Linked DNA regions of Homo sapiens: region 1 is linked to region 2. A link is a loop called in an ENCODE intact Hi-C map of the cell type or tissue named here. Cell type or tissue: breast epithelium. All regions are shown on one strand. Each heading gives the region's core, and the rest is flanking DNA. Links, peaks and the distances in the headings are about the cores only. Region 1 has its middle 62 kb from the start of DKK2. Region 2 overlaps DKK2 (dickkopf Wnt signaling pathway inhibitor 2).

Evidence for each region. Hi-C counts contacts between places; a loop is a spot of excess contacts. Peaks named below come from ENCODE experiments on the same cell type or tissue, not always from the same donor. Only the 100,000 strongest peaks of a DNase experiment are listed, where the experiment ranks them.
Region 1: it touches region 2 in a loop (7-fold over the local background); 1 of 110 quality-filtered maps calls a loop at or near these places.

The regions. Positions count from the first base shown.
Region 1 is chr4:107,095,621-107,101,007 of GRCh38, forward strand. No RefSeq gene overlaps it. Among named protein-coding and RNA genes, the nearest start is that of DKK2, 62 kb to the left of the region's middle. In breast epithelium, for the core only: no CTCF peak of the experiment used is centred there; a DNase peak (open chromatin) is centred at 2,911.
Region 2 is chr4:107,014,233-107,019,619 of GRCh38, forward strand. The region is part of intron 1 of DKK2 (dickkopf Wnt signaling pathway inhibitor 2); the gene reads right to left. Among named protein-coding and RNA genes, the nearest start is that of DKK2, 19 kb to the right of the region's middle. In breast epithelium, for the core only: no CTCF peak of the experiment used is centred there; no DNase peak of the experiment used is centred there.

The sequences.
Region 1 (5,387 bases), core at 105-5,104, 81 kb after region 2:
TTCCCCTCACTCTTTGCAGCACTGTAGGACTGAGGACTCTTTAGACCACAAAGGGCAACAGCTTGACTTAAATTTATGTAGCAAAACACAGACATGTGTGTAAACACACACACACACCCACAAAGGTTTTTGTCTACTTAACTAGAAAGTCAGAAAGTACCACAACTATATTCAAGAGTTTAAGTGCCCTCAAATACTTAAACTAACTCTTATTAACTACAAGAAGACTTCATATAGTAAAAGGAGTAGCTTTCAGGAAACCCTGATACTTATCTTTGGTGAAAACAGATATGCTTCCTTAAATTTCCATCCTCCACTTCTCCCATAATAATAGAATTTTTAACTATGCATATGGTTTTCCATGTAAGGGCTACTTTCCAAAGCCTCTCTTGCAGCTTAGAGTAACTGTGTAAGTAAACAATAGCCAATATGATCTGAGCAGTAGTAACATGTACATCTCCTATTTATGCCTTTGAAGGGATGGGGTGTATCCTCCTTTTGTTCTCTTCCTTCACACTAGCTGTCATGCAGACATATGGGAGAAGCTGGAACAATTATCTTAGACCATGAGACAGAAGCTGTATGTTTAACATTTCAGGGTAACACGACAAAAAGAGCTTGAGCTCTTAATGACTTGGTTGAGGAGAGCTACCATGCAGCTCAGACTTTTACATGACACATTAATGAGCTTCTATCTTATTTAAGCTAATGCTAACTTGAGGTCTTTGTCACATCAGCTGAATCATAGTCTAACAAATGCCATACCCTTTAAACATTATTATCCAAAAGGGCAAGAATCTTCTCCTAGCTCCAACATAAAGATTCTTAGAGAACCCTGATGGCCTGCGTTTGGTCACTTGCTTACCTTTGAATCAATCAACAATAGCAAGGGAGTTAAAAAAATTATTGTCTAGATCACACACCCATTCCTGTTACCAAATGAGTGCAATATTATGATCGGTAGTCCCAATAGAGTCATATTGAATGGGCGAGCTGCCATTTCTAAAAAGAAGGATGGTGCTAAATAGTGAAAAATGAGAGATGTTTCCCTGGAGATTAGAAAACACAAGTGAGAAACTTTAATAGTAAAATATATGTTTATATATTTAAAAACACATGAGGAAAAACAACAATAAATAAAGCTTCTCTAATTAGTAGTGTCTGTCTCTCAACTACCATTACCAAAATCAAGAATAAAACAAGTCTTAAAATCTAGAACATCTCAGTATAATAACTGATGCTTTTCCTCAGAAATTGTCTTTCTCATTATCCTAGAGACTTGGTAAGACTAAGGCAAGATTTCTAATCAGTGGTTTATCAATCTGCTCTTTGACTTTGATTTTGTTTCAAACAGCTGGTCCTGTTTTAGCAGGAGATTTTAAAGATCATGGACTTTGAATTGGAGTTGAAGATTCTAAATCCTCTCTGCTCCATTACTAAGTTTTCTACTCTTGATGATTACAAGTGTAAGTACCTTGTGCACAAAAATAGGGATATATGCCTAGCACACATAAAAGTACCTAACAGTCCCCATGACTTCTGTGTATCCTTTCACATTTGTTATTTGTGGACTTAACTCCAGTTTTATATCTTCTTTCTTTTTTTTCCCAAGGACTAATCTCTGCTTGATGTATCATTATCTGTTCCCTTTCCCTTGATATCTGGATTCATAAAGCCATCTCCCTTGGATATTCTTAAGGATGGCTTTGTTTTTCCTCTTGCTACATAAGTTAACATACTTAGAAGTTCACATTAGCTCCCAGAACTCTGTAAAGGTAAACTGCTCATGTAAGAGCCTCCCTATATCAAGCCATCTATTACTATGTCTTCGTCTGTGGCTATAGCCCATTTTACACCAGCATATTAAATAACAAAAGGGAGATAAATATTGAATCAAATCCATAATTCCAAATTTATTTGGTTTTTTATTTACTTATCCAATCATGACTCCCAGCCCAAAACAGTTAGAAATGTTATTTGTCAGAGACATAAATATCTAAGATGCTTTTCAATCCTTGAGTTAAACTTCTCAAAAGAGTCCACTAAAGAACAGGAAATGACTGCTTTTGCAAAAAAGAAATGAAGTTGAATGGGGAAAAAATTGACATTGGTTATAAACTAATTTTAAAAACCACATTTCCTGCATGGGTTCTGTACTTGTAAAATATTCTCCAAATTCTATTTATCATATATTATTTGTTTAGACACAGTTATCAGATAGCTGATAACAGACAACATGTTTATTTTCATTTTTTTCCTCACTTTGAGGACTTTTCCACAGAAAGGCTAAATTTATTTGTACAAGTATGCAAAGGAAATATTATCCTCTAGAGATTTCCACCTTTTTCTTGAGATCAGAAGCTGGATATCTCTTAATTTTGATATGCTCTCCTTTAGCAACTAAGACAAGCCATCAATTTTGTTTGTAAAAGGATCCATAGAGAGGAGGGGCAGGGCAAGATGGCCAAATGGAAGGCTCTACCAATCTTCCCCATCCAGGAGTACCAGATTTAACAACTATCTACAAATAAAAAGCACCCTCATAAGAACCAAAAATCAGGTCAGCATTCACAGTACCCGATTTTAACTTCATATCACTGAAAGAGGCACAGAAGAGGGTGGGAAAGACAGCCTTGAATTGCAAATGCCACCCCTCCACCATCCCCTGGCAGCAGTCACATGGCACAGACGGAGAATCTGTGGGTTGGGAGAGGGAGACTGCAGCAATTGTGAGACTTTGCATTAAACTCACTGTTGCCCTGTCACAGCAGAAAGCAACACCTGGCTGAACTTGTCGACACCTGCCTGTGAAGGGAACATTTACACAAGACCATCCCAGCAATTGAAACTTGAGTTCTGGCAAGCATCACCAACTCAGGCTAAAGTATTTTGGGATGCTACACAAACTTGGAAGGCAGTCTAGGCCACAAGGAATGCAGCTGTTAGGTGAGTCCTAGTTCTGAGCTAGCCTCAGAGCCAGCGGACTTGGGGGGCAGGTGATCTAATAGGACACCAGCCAGGTGGCTAAGGGATTACTTGTGTCACCCCTCCCCCAACCTTAGGCTGCACAGCTTGTGGCTCCAAAGGAGATCCCTTTCTTCTGCTTGAGGGGAGAGGAGAGAGAAAAGAGGACTTTGTCTTGCATCTTGGATATCAGCTCAGCCACAGCAGGATAGGGTACCAGTCAGAGTCGTGAGGCCCCCTTTCTAGACGCTAGATCCTAGACAACATTGTTAGACACACCCATTTTTAGACGCCAGAAGAGAACCCACTGCCTTGGATGGAAGGCCCCAGTGCTGGCAGAAGCCATTGCCTGCAGACTAAATAATCCTTTGGCCCTGTATAACCAGCAGTATATCCAGATAGTATATCGTGGACCTTGGGTGAGACTCTGACACTTGCTGGCTTCAAATTAGACTCAGTACCTTCCTAGCTAAGGAGGCTATAGGGAGACTCCTTCTGCTTGAGAAAGGCAGAGGGAAAAGCAAAGGGAACTCTGTCTTTCACCTTAGGTACCAGCTCAGCCATAGGAGGGCAGAGCACCAACCAGGCACTTGGGGTATGCAATCCTAGGACTTGGCTCTTGAATAACATTTTTCAACCTGCACCCCACTGCCCTGAAGGGTGAGTCCCAAGCCATGCAGCATTCACTACAAGCTGACTGAAGAGCCCTTAGGCCTTAGGGAACATGGGCAGTAGTCCAGCAATACTTCCCACGGACCTGTGGTAGATGGCCACAGGGTGAATCTGCTCTGCCTGTGGAAAGGGGAGGAAAGAGTGAGAAGGACTGCGTCTTGTGATTTGAGTGCCAGATCAGCTGCGGTACAATCAAATGCCATGTAGATTTCTAAGGTTTTTGACTCTAGTCCTTGGCTCCCAGACGGCATGTCTTGTCCCACCTGGGGCCTGGGGGAACTTGCTGCCCTGAAAAGAAGGGCACAAGCCTGGCTAGCTTCACCACCTGTTGATTGTAGAGACCCAGGGCCTTGAGCAAACATAGGCAGTAGCCAGACAGATATTATAGCAGACCTTGGGCAAGACCCATGGCTGTGCTGGCTTGAGGTATGACCCAGTGCAGTCCCAGTGGTGATGGCCATAGGGGTGCTTATGTCACCTCACCCCGAGATCCAGATGGCTTAGCACAGAAAAAGATTCCATTTGTTTGGGAGAAAATAGGGGAAGAGAACAAGAGTCTTTGCCTGGTAATCCTGAGAATTTCTCCTGATCTTCACCAACACCATCAAAGTGGCCCCAGATTTCAGAAAAATTGAAAGGCTTTCTTCTATGAGTCTACAAAAACCCTAGTGTTACTGGGCTTGGGGTGTCCCCTAATGCATACACAGCTTAAATAGAAACACTCAAGTTCTTCTGAGTGCCTAGAAAGTGTTCCCAAGAAGGACAAGGACAAACAAGCCTAGATTGAGAAGGCAACAATAAATACCTTAAGTGCCCAGACATCGACAAATATTCACAAGCCTTCAGATCATCCAGGAAAACATGGCCTTAACAAATGAACTAAATAAGGCACTAGGGACCAATCCTGGGCAAAAAGAGATACATGACTTTCAGAAAGAGACTTCAGAATAGCTCTTTGAAGCAACTCAAAGAAATTCAAGATAACTCAGAGAAGGAATTCAGAATCCTATCAGATAAATTTAACAAATATGTAGAAATATTTCAATAGAACCAATAAAAATTTCTGGAGTTAGAAAATGCAGTTGACATACTGAAGAATATATCAGTGTCTCTTAATAGCAGAATTGATCAAGCAAAAAGTTGTGGGTTTTGAAGATAAACAAAATTGACAAACTTTTAGCCAGACTAAGAAAAAAAAATAGACCCCCCCAAAATAAAATAGAACATGAAAAAGAAGACGTTACAACACATAGTGTAGAAATTCACTAGATCATTAGTGGCCACTAGGAGTAACCACATGTTAACAAATTGGAAAATCTAGAAGAAATTGATAAATTCCTAGACGCATATAATGCACCAAGATTGAACTATGAAGAAATTAAAAACCTGAAAAGATCAATGACAAGTAACAAGACTGAAGCCATAATAAAACCTCTCCTAGCAAAGAAAAGCCTAGGACCTGATGGCTTCACTGCTGAATTATGCCAAACATTTAAAAAAGAACTAATACGAATCCTACTCAAATTATTCCAAAAAGTACAGGAGGAGGGAACATTTCCAAACTCATTCTGTCAGGCAAATATTATGCTGATACCAAAACCACATAAAGATACACCAACAAGCAAATCTATAGGCCAATATCACTGAGGAATATTGTTGCAAAAAATGCTCAACAAAATACTAGCAAACCAAATTCAACAACACATACAAGAGATCATTCATCTTGACCAATTGGGATTTATCCCAAGGAT
Region 2 (5,387 bases), core at 203-5,202:
ACCTAAAAGTCCATCAACAGATGAATGAATAAAGAAAATGTGGCATATATACACAATAGAATACTATTGAGCTATATAAAGGAATGAAATCCTGTCATTTGCAGCAACATAGATAAACCTGAAGGACATTATGTTAAGTATAATAAGCCATGAAAAGAAAGACAAATGCTGTATTATTTCACTCATATGTAGGATCTAAAAAAGTTGATCTCATAGAATTATAGACTACAGTAGTGTTTACCAGAGACTAAGAAAGGAGGGGAGCAGGGAGAGGGATGGGGAGGGGCTGGTCATGGGGTACAAAGTTACAGTTAGATAGGAAGAATATGTTATGGTGTTCTATTACATAGAAAATCAACTATAGCTAATAACAATGCATAGTATATTTCAGGATAGCTAGAAAAGAAGATTTAAAAGTTATCCCCACAAATAAATGATAAAAGTTTGAGGTGATGGATATGCTAAATGCCCTGATTTGATCATTTTACGATGTTCACATGTATTGAAACATCACACTGTACCTCATAAACATGTACAATTATGTCTCAATTAGTCAATTATAAACAAAATTAAAAATAGGTTCTACACACACACACACAAACACACACACACACAGTCTTCTATCAGTAGCCATTGTATTTCAAATCTTCATTCATGTTTATTCCTAACTGTAGATTATTTACTTATTCACCAATGTTAACTCCCTGGTGTTAATCTACCCTAATTTATATATACATTATCTTGATCATGAACATTTGGGTTGTTTCTTGTCTTTTGACATGACAAGCAGTGGTTCTATGGTCCATTTTAAACATATCTTCTCGTGCATGTGCTGAAACATTTCTGTGGGTTATATTCTTAGAAGTAGAATTTCAAGATCATAATGTATATGAATATCCAGAATTATAAGATATTGCCAAGTGATTGCCGTAATTACACCCCCATGAACCATAATGTTAAAGTTTCACATAGGTACCTATACACTTGGTATTGTTAATATTCTAAAGTTTTGATAATCTAATGTCATGAAAGGGAAGATCAGTATCTTAAATTGCATTCTCTTTGCTACTAATAAGATCGAGGACCTATACAAATACTTATTAGCCATTATTTTGCTTTTCTGTCAAATGCCTCTCCATGTATTTTACCCATTTTTACTGGATTGTTTATCTCTCTTGTAACTCCTTATTGATTTATAGGATTTTGTGTATATTCTAAACAGGAATCTTTAGACATACAGGATTTGGGTTGACTACAGGCACTACATACATCTCCCAATTAGTGGCCTGTTTTCTATTTTCTTCATAGTACATTGGATAAACTAGTATTCTTACCTTTAAAACACTAATTCATTGGAAATTAATTTTTGTATGTAGTAACATAGTGTTCAAATACCACTTTTTCCCACATTGTTACCCAATGTTTTCCAGCATGACTTTTTAAATAGTTCCTTTTTCCCTCAATGATCTGTGTCTCAATCTATATCTAGGCTCTCTAATCTGTTTTGTTGGTTAATTTGTGAATACCACAGTGTCAGTTAAATAACTGTCCTTTTCATCTCTCTTAATACATGAATACTAATTTCTGTTAATGGGGTCACAGAATGACCTGAAATTTAGGCAAAAGCAGATGCCTTTGTTTGCTAAAACAAAATACAATTTCCCTCAAATGTCTATGTACCACTCTGATAGATAAAGAATATTGGTAATAGGAGTGAAAATTCAAAGAGAAAATTTCAATACTTATGATAAAAATTGGAACATATGATAAATGGTGTGGTAACATTGTCATAACGCCTCTTGTGTGATATAATTTTTCTTAACCTTAAGCAACAAATAAGGCCTGCTCTTCCAAAGAGTCAAATTAGAGCAAAGTTATTTGAAAGTCTGAGTCTGGGGGGCTAAGTCGCCATCTTACCTGAACAGCATTAGAGAACATCGTGGAAAATCTAAAAAGTCATTCTCCTTGTTTGCTTAGCATGCACTGTTTGCTGTATGTGTACCATAACATAGAAGAAAACTTTTAAAAAATTAGAGACATGAAGAAAACACAGTTAACGTGTGGAAAATAAAAGTTTTCTATTGTTATAGAGCAAGTTTAACAAATGCTACTTGGTAATTTTCCCTGCCCTGGCCGTGACAGATTTGATTATTTAATTTGTTTCTAGAATACCAATTCTTTTTAATGTTCTAAATGTAGACAGAGAAAAGCAAACCCTAGACTACAAAATAAAGATATTTCTCATGTTTGCATAAATCTATTTTCTTAGAAAGCTCTGCTCTGTCCTTATATATCCTATTCAGCCTAATTTAAATTCCTAAATTATTTTTTGGTGAGCAACTTTTATTCTAGTTTTTAATTTGTTTTTACTGTTTTTAGCTATTTTTCTGTAAGGTACTATCATACTTTTACAAAGATGCTTTTTGGATCTAAGGATGTGTTTTGAAGATAGAGCTAAGGGGCTTCCTTAATGGTCTGAATATGAGTATAAGGGAAAGAGAAAAGTTATGGATGAATCCAAGGCTTTTGGTTGAGCAATTGGAAAACTAGATTTACCGTCAATTGAGATGGAGAAAACCATGGGTGCAGCAGGTTTGGGAAAGGGAAAAGATGGGATTTGGACATACTGAATATGAAATATTTAGTAGTGGAAATGTTAAGTAGGCACTTGAATATATAAATGTGTAGTTCAAGAGAGGCATTTTGCCTACAGATATAAATATGAGAGTCATTGGCATGTAGTGGTATTTAAAGCTGGAAGACCATTAAGTCACAAAAGGAGCGACTAGAGATGGTGAGGACGAAATGTCATACTCATACCAGTCCCCATGTTAAATAAATGAAATTAGTTTGTCATAATTCATTCTGAGTAAACCTATGTTGTTTCTTAGGTTTCTCTATTTCCCTAAGTATTTGACTTTATCCATTCTATAATGTAGTCCAGAATCAATATCAAGCTCACCATTCTGTAGAACAAAGCTTCCTCTCTGAAAATCAGAATATCTCTTCAATATATGGTTCATTTTAGATTAATGGCAAAGGTTGAAGTTATCTTAATGCAATGGGATAAAATCCCTTCTGGATAATAATTTTTTAGTTTCCTCTTGAGCTTAGCAATTATAGCTGTTTAAAGGCAGAGCCCATTGATTTTTCAAGGCACACTTGAGTGAAGATGAGTGGGTTTTACTAATTGAGACAATTTTAAAAATTGTGTTTTCATTAGAGAGAGAGAATCAGAGACCAAGTAACGACACAATATAAAGCTCTAAACTGTGATACAATCTACTTTCCTCATTCATTTCCACTATTATTTTTCCTATTTAGCCATGCTTATTATAAGCGGTTGTTAGAAGCAGCTGTTACTAAGATGGAAAGGAATGGAAAAGTTCTTAAATATTGCTTTCTTGAAAAAAAAAACTTCAAAACATCTGGGCTCTGCACTGAGAAATATTTTTGGTGAGACTGAAAGGATTATATAAAAGATTATGCAGAAGGAACAGCAATGACATTTCTTCTTTATTGCCTATATTTTTGAAATCTCCTTTTACTTTTACAGTTGTTTTGTCAAATGCTATGAAAAGTTTTATACATTTGCCAGTTTTTCTCATTTTTAAATGCTTGCAGACTACTTACCTTTGGAATGTGGTTGCTCAATATTTACCAATGATTGAAAAAAACACCCATTTCAGTACAAATTTTTAGCTTTGTTTGTTCGATTACTCTAGCATTTTTCCCACCAAGGGATGTTTCCGCCCTTCTTAGAAGTACCCAAAATTCTGAGAGGTGAAGGGAGGAAACATGAATGACAATACACAATATAAAAGAGGAAATCAAAATCAAAACGTTGGCCCAGACTCTTAGAACACACCACACACCCTCGATCTGAGCTCAGTCTGAGCCAGAGGATTATGTTATCACCTTAGCTGGAGCTGTTTTTGTTAAGTCAGTATAACTGTTGTCACTAGCAAATAGCATAGCCAAGTCATACTTCCCAATGGAGGAGAGTATGGTGTCAGAATTTTAAGAAGGTCCAAATTAGAACACCTGTGTGTCAGACCGGCCCAGCTGTACATGTGGGCTGGCCAGAGCTGCAGAACATCATCTGCTCAGCACATGAAATGCCAGTTTCTTTGCTGAAGATGGGTTTGAAGGATTAGATTCTTAAAAGAGAAAGCTCAGAACTCGGTTGTAACATCCCTAGCCTTTCTCTTATTTTAAAATAAACAATTTTAGGAAGAGGGGATTAAAGGCTCATATCTGAGAGATGACAAGTAGGGTATATTGCTAGCTCCAGAAGAATTGCCTCAGAAATTCTCCTTTAGTCAGCCGTTGGCTTTTCATTCTGGTGACGGATGAAGTATGACTATAATTCCAGGTGTTAAACATGTGCACATTCCAAAAATGCTCTATGGGTTGCTGGGTTTGTGACAATCAGACCAAGAAGGGAATATCTCTCTTTCCTAGCCCTTCTAAAACATGGTGCAATATTTGACCCATACCTTGTCCTAATCATTGAAAATCTGGTCAAAGGAAACACAGTGGACAATACGAACTCTATTGAATAATTAGTAGTAACTGCCTATCTTTTTTCCTACTAAAACTGACATCTAAAAAAGTATAAACTAACACTCTTGCAATTTGGGGAGCTGAATTTCCTGCCAACTATCTTTAAGTCCTGGTTTTGCAATCTGCTACCTTTCAGTAACTACTAGTAGCTACCAGGTATTTAAAATGTTATTTTTTGTTGGTGGTGGTTTTTAGTTGTTTTTATTGTTTGTTTGTTTTTTGCTTTGAAGAGAGATTTACAACCTGCTCCTCTTGAATATTATGGTCATTTTGGATTTTCTCCTCAGAAACGAGAAGATAAGAACTTCAACAACGTTTCCAGAGTTTACGGGCACGGCTGTATAGAGATGTTAACCTCCTAAAACAAAACAAAATAGAACTCCAACTTGGGAAAAAACCAATCTCATTCACTTTTAGAAAAACAAAAACAAAAACAAAATTCAAGTGGTCTTCTCACTTAACGAGGCAACACTGTCCTGTATTAAAATTTTAATCAAATAATTCTGAGTTTGAAACTGAGTCACATGGGATCACAGATACCAAAGATTGAGCTTGCCCAAAACCTATATGGTCACTTTCCTGACATCATCCTTCCTGCTTGATTACCTCCTTCAAAGAGTTACTGAGTACTCCGCACATAACAGAAGCTCACAGGGTTTAGGGAAGGTTAAGTGAGGCAACATAAAATTCCTGGTATAAAGTAAGTGCTCCACAAATGTTAGCTGTCACTATCTTCCAGAAACAAGAATGTATTTCTCAAATATCTAGTCACATTAATGCTGTATGTAGGATATTGCTAGGAATATACTAGAGTAGTATAC